Linked DNA regions of Homo sapiens: region 1 is linked to region 2. A link is an interaction called in ENCODE POLR2A ChIA-PET data of the cell type or tissue named here. Cell type or tissue: PC-3. All regions are shown on one strand. Each heading gives the region's core, and the rest is flanking DNA. Links, peaks and the distances in the headings are about the cores only.

The links. Peaks named below come from ENCODE experiments on the same cell type or tissue, not always from the same donor. Only the 100,000 strongest peaks of a DNase experiment are listed, where the experiment ranks them.
Region 1: POLR2A ChIA-PET joins it to region 2 with 12 read pairs; 2 of 35 experiments call an interaction of 5 or more read pairs at or near these places.

Annotation. Positions count from the first base shown.
Region 1 is chr12:64,667,216-64,670,129 of GRCh38, forward strand. The region is part of intron 1 of RASSF3 (Ras association domain family member 3); the gene reads left to right. Among named protein-coding and RNA genes, the nearest start is that of MIR548Z, 46 kb to the left of the region's middle. RefSeq lists enhancers at 2,096-2,255, 2,476-2,535. In PC-3, for the core only: no CTCF peak of the experiment used is centred there; no DNase peak of the experiment used is centred there; H3K4me3 peaks cover 610 bases; H3K27ac peaks cover 893 bases.
Region 2 is chr12:64,773,588-64,776,501 of GRCh38, forward strand. It overlaps a transcript of TBC1D30 not described here. Among named protein-coding and RNA genes, the nearest start is that of GNS, 16 kb to the left of the region's middle. In PC-3, for the core only: no CTCF peak of the experiment used is centred there; no DNase peak of the experiment used is centred there.

The sequences.
Region 1 (2,914 bases), core at 288-2,787, 110 kb before region 2:
CTGCAAGGGGAACACATTTATTTTGTGAAAGTAAGTGTACCTAGTTAACAGTTTCCATTTATTAATTTCTGGAATAGTGTTTTGGTTACTTGGAATGTGTGTGTGTATTTTCTTTCTTTCTTTCTTTTTGAGACAGAGTCTCGCTCTGTCACCCAGGCTGGAGTGCAGTGGCGCCATCTCGGCTTACTGTAGCCTCTGCCTCCCAGGTTCAAGCGATTCTCCCGCCTCAGCCTCCCAAAGTACTGGGATTACAGGTGTGAGCCACTGCGCCCGGCCTATTTTCTTTCTATTACAAGTCCCTTGCGGGAAAGATGGTCGTAGCTCCTATTCTAAATGAACAGAAGTTCTGTCTTAGAAATTTTCCCATTTTACAAGTGTTCAAAGAGGACCAAATTTCATCCTCTTTCCCTGCCTGTGTCCTGGAATCAGCTGAGAAGAAAGACAGGAGTAAGGTGGTCTTCAATTCAGCCAGTCTTCAATTGTTGGAGACCAAAATTTACCTTTATGCTGATCAGGGTTAGAGCTGCTATGCAGAACATGGCTTATCTCTGCGGGCAAGTGGCCTTCCTGAGGCTCATCTCCAGAGCTGTGCAGCAGAATGTTGCCCTCAAAAGAGGACAGAGGGCAGGACTGGCTATGCATGCATGCTCACTCCCTTCTTCCAGATTCACTGAGCCTGTTTTCCTTCTGAATTAAGAGGTAAGAAAGTAACACCTGGAAAGATGTACTTTCCCAAGGTCACGCAGATAGCTGGCAACAGGTTTTTCTCCTGGGCTCTAGAGGCCTTTGGTCTGAGTAGAAAGGGCATGGTTATGGGGTTGGCCAGGCCTTGTGTTCACCACATTCTGCTTCTGTGCTCTTAGCTTTCATTTCTGCATCTATACCATGGGGTTAAAATTTCTACCCTCGGGATTCCTGGGAGGGTTACCTAAGGTGTAACTGTTGAATGACCTGAACCAGTGCTTTGCACTCAGAATCAGCAATGTAAATATCACTCAGCCAGCCTGGGGCACTTTCCTCTATCAAACCTTACCAATCCTTTTCTTCTTCTTCTTCTTTTTTTTTTTTTCTCTTCAATTGAAACAGGGTCTCACTGTCTTGCCCAGGCTGAGGTGGAATGTGGCACAATCTCCGTTCACTGTAGCTTCCACTTCACAGGCTCAATCAATTCTCCAGCCTTAGCCTCCAAGTAGCTATAGGCACGTGCCATCACACCTGGCTAGTTTTTGTATTTTTTGTAGAGATGGGTTTTCACCATGTTGCCTAGGCTGGTCTCAAACTCCTGAGCTCAAAGCGATCTGCCTGACTTAGGCTTCGAAAATGCTGGGATTACAGGTGTGAGCCACCATGTCCAGCCTCGTTGTTCTTTCTTTTAATCACCCTGGCTTGGCACCTCAGAAAACATGGTGATTGGAGTTTAGCTTTCAGCAGGGTGGGACTTGGATGTTGACTGTTTTAATTTTGATTTTTTTTTTTTTTTTTTTGAAACGGAGTCTCACTCTGTCGCCCAGGCTGGAGTGCAGTGGCGCGATCTCGGCTCACTGCAAGCTCTGCCTTCCGGGTTCACGCCATTCTCCTGCCTCAGCGTTGTGAGTAGCTGGGACTACAGGCGCCTGCCACCGCACCCAGCTAATTTTTTGTATTTTTAGTAGAGATGGGGTTTCACCGTGGTCTCGATCTCCTGACCTCGTGATCTGCCCGCCTCGGCCTCCCAAAGTGCTGGGATTACAGGTGTGAGCTACCGCACCCAGCCCAATTTTGATTTTTTAGGAGGAAAAAAAATTGTTCCTAAGGAAGTCAAGTCCTAAATTGAAAGACTTTCATATATTACACAAACCCTAGAAAAACTTGGGTTACACCTGGGATTGATTTTGAAGTAGGGCGTTGAACTATGTGTCCTGTTTAACCTCGAGGAGCAAATGGCTTTCCATTCTAAACATTCTCATTTCTTCTCTGGGACATTCTTTAGGTGCTTGTTTGAGTTTCTGTTTTGTTAGGCACATTAGAGGACTCTATATGAACAAGTTCCTAGGGGAGGAAATTGGTGACTTAGATGAAAGGGTGAAAAAGGTGAAACCTTCACATTATTGTGTAAGGGATTGTCCCAGAATGTGTGAAATTTGATGTAGTCCTTCTTGGCTTCGTTTTTTCCTCAGATGTTCTGGATGAAACAGTTCCCCCTGTCACACGTGGAGATAAGGATGTGGCTCTAGGCAGGGCATATCCTGTGTTTAAGACTGTGTTGACTCTTCTTTTACAGTGTCTGCCACTTGTTTCCTGCCTAGGTCTTTAGTTTTGAGTGAAGTACAGCTGTGAAGTCCTAGACTTGTAATGCTAAGGCGTTCATTATGTTAAATTCAGTTTCTCTTTTTCTTTTCTCTGCTTCACATCAGCCTTGTACTTTAGCACGTTTCCAGTCCAGCCTTGGTAGCTGGGCTGCTGTTCTCCTTGACCCGTCCCTTTGCAAGCAGCAGACCACGGCCAGGGTTGGGAGTCCGGCTGGGCCACTGACCGCAGTGCTGAGGAAAGGTGGAGCGGGAGGCCCTTTCCTCCCAGCCTCGGGCTTCCTGTGCAAGCCACTGAGGAGGAAAAGGAGCTGGAGGGTGTGTGAACCCTCAGGTTATACAAGCAGCACTTCTATGCAACAAAGAAAATGTAAATTGCTGTAAATTACCAAAAAAAAAAAAAAAAAAAAAATTGCTGGCAATCTGCTTTCCAGGGCAGATGGAGGGTAGCTTTTATTTATACATTGGTCAGCTGATTGAGTAATGTTTAAAAACCACCTTTACTTCTGGCACTTCTTGGCAGTATCAGTTTTTTTTTTTTAATGGATAGAGAAGCTTTTTTATTTTACAGATAATAACTGCATATCTTTACCTGAGGGAGCTCAGGTTCGCTCTATCTAGCAGCTTCC
Region 2 (2,914 bases), core at 194-2,693:
CAGCAACAGGTGTGCACTTCCCTGGGATGGAGCTCTCAGAGGAAGGGGTGGGCTGCCCTCTTTGCTGTTTTACAGCCTTCACTGGTGATACTTCCAGGTACTGGAAAACCCAAGGTGACTGGGACCAGGCTGCCAGCAAACCACAGCAGCCCTACAGAAAAGTGATCAAGCTGTTAAAACAAAAACAAAAACCATCCAAAGGTCAGCAACCTCAAAGATTGAAAATAGATAATCCCATAAAGATGAGAAAGAATCAGCACAAGAATGCTGAAAACTCAAAAAGGCAAAATGCCCTCTTTCCTCCAAATGACTGCATCACCTCTCCAGCAAGGGTTTGGAACCAGGCCAAGGCTGTGATGGCTGAAATGACAGAAGTAGAATTCAGAATATGGATAGGAACAAACTTCACTGAATTAAAGGAGGATATTGTAACCCAATGGAAGGAAGCTAAAAATCATGATAAAACATCATAGGAGCTGACAGACAAAATAGCCAGAGTGGAGAAGAATGTAACCAACCTGACAGAGCTGAAAAGCACACTGTAAGAATTTCATAATGCAATCACAAGTATTAATAGCATAATCAAGCAGAGAAAAGAATCTCAGAGCTTGAAGAATGTCTTTCTGAAATAAGATAGGCAGCCAAGAATAGAGAAGAAAGAATGAAAAGGAATGAACAAAACGTCTGAGAAATATGAGATTATGTAAAGAGACTGAATCTTTGACTGATTGGTGTACCTGAAAGAGATGGGGCAAATGGAACCAATTTGGAAAACACATTTCAGGATATCATCCCTGAGAACTTCCCCAACCTAGCTAGACAGGCCAACATTCAAATTCAGGAAATGCAGAGAACCCCAGTAAGATACTCCATGAGAAGGTCATCCCCAAGACACATAATTAACACATTCCCTAAGGTCAAAATGAAAGAAAAAATGTTAAGGGGACCTAGAGAGAAAAGCCAGGTCACTTACAAAGGGAAGCCCAGCAGACTAACAACAGACCTCTCAGAGGAAAACCTATAAGCCAGAAGAGATTGGGGGCCAACACTCAGAATTCTTAAAGAAAATAATTTTCAACCCAGAATTTCATATCTGGCCAAACTAAGCTTCATAAACGAAGGAGAAATAAGATCCTTTTCAGACAAGCAAATGCTGAGGGAATTCATTACTACCAGACCTGCCTTACAAGAGCTCCTGAAGGAAGCACTAAATATGGAAAGAAGGCCGGGCATGGTGGCTCATGTCTGTAATCCCAGCACTTTGGGAGGCCAAGGTGGGCACATTACTTGAGGCCAGGAGTTTGAGACCAGTCTGGGCAACATGGTGAATCCCCGTCTCTACTAAAAATACAAAAATTAGCTGGGTGTCATGTTGCACACCTGTAATCCCAACTACCTGGGAGGCTGAGGCATGAGAATTGGTTGAACCCAGGAGGCAGAGGTTGCAGTGAGCCGAGATTGCACCACTGCATTCCAGCCTGGGTGACAGAGTGAGACTGTGTCTCAAAAAAAAAAAAATATATATATATAGATATAGATATAGATATATATGGAAGGAAAAGACTGTTACTAGCCACTGCAAAAACACACTGTAGTACACAAAGCAGTGACACTATAAAACAACTACATAAACCAGCCTGCAAAATAACCAGTTAACAACATCATGATGACAGGATCAAATGTATACATATCAATAATAACCTTAAATGTAAATGGGCTAAATGCCCAATTAAAAGACACAGAATGGCAAGTTGGATAAAGAACCATGACCTAGTGGTATGCTGTCTTCAAGAGACCCATCTCATGTGCAATGACACACATAGGCTCAAAATAAAGGGATGGAGGAAAATTTACAAAGCAAATAGAAAACAGAAAAAAGCAGGGGTTGCAATCCTAGTTTCTAACAAAACAAACTTTAAACCAACAAAGATAAAAAAAGACAAAGGGGGCATTATATAATGGTAAAGGGTTCAATTCAACAAGAAGACCTAACTATTCTAAATGTATATGCACCCAACATAGGAATACCCAGATTCATAAAGCATGTTCTTAGAGACCTTCAAAGAGACTTAGAGTCCCACACAATAATAGTGAGAGACTTTAACCACCTGCTGACAATATTAGACAGATCATCAAGAAAGAAAATTAACAAAGATATTCAGGACCTGAACTCAGCACTGGATCAAATGGACCTGATAGATATCTACAGAACTCTCCACATGAAAACAACAGAATATACATTCTTCTCATTGCCACGTGGCACTTACTGTAAAATCAGTGACATAATCAGAAGTAAAACACCTCTCAGCAAATGCAAAAGACCTGAAATCATAACAATATCTCAGACAACAGTGCAATCAAATTAGAACTCAAGATTAGGAAATTCATTCAAAACTGTACAATTACATGGAAATTGAATAACCTGCTCCTGAATGACTTTTGAGTAAATAAATGAAATTAAGGCAGAACTCAAGAAGCTCTTCGAAACTAATGAGAACAAAGATATGACATACCAGAATCTCTGGGACACAGCTAAGGCAGTGTTAAGAGGGAAATTTATAGCACTAAACACCCTCATCAGATCTCAAGTTAACAACCTAATATCACAACTAAAACAAATAGAGAAGCAAGAGCAAACAAATCCCAAAGCTAGCAGAAGTCAATAAATAACCAAAATCAGAGGTGAACAAAGGAGATAGTCATGAAAAATCATTCAAAAGATGAATCCAGGAGCTAGTTTTTTTTGAAAAAATTAATAAGATAGATAGACCACTAGGTAGACTAACGAAGAAAACAGAGAAGATTCAAATAAACACAGTGAAAAATGGTAAGGGGAATATTACCACTGAACACACAGAAATACAAGCAACCATCATAGAATAGTATGAATACATCTATGCACATAAACTAGAAA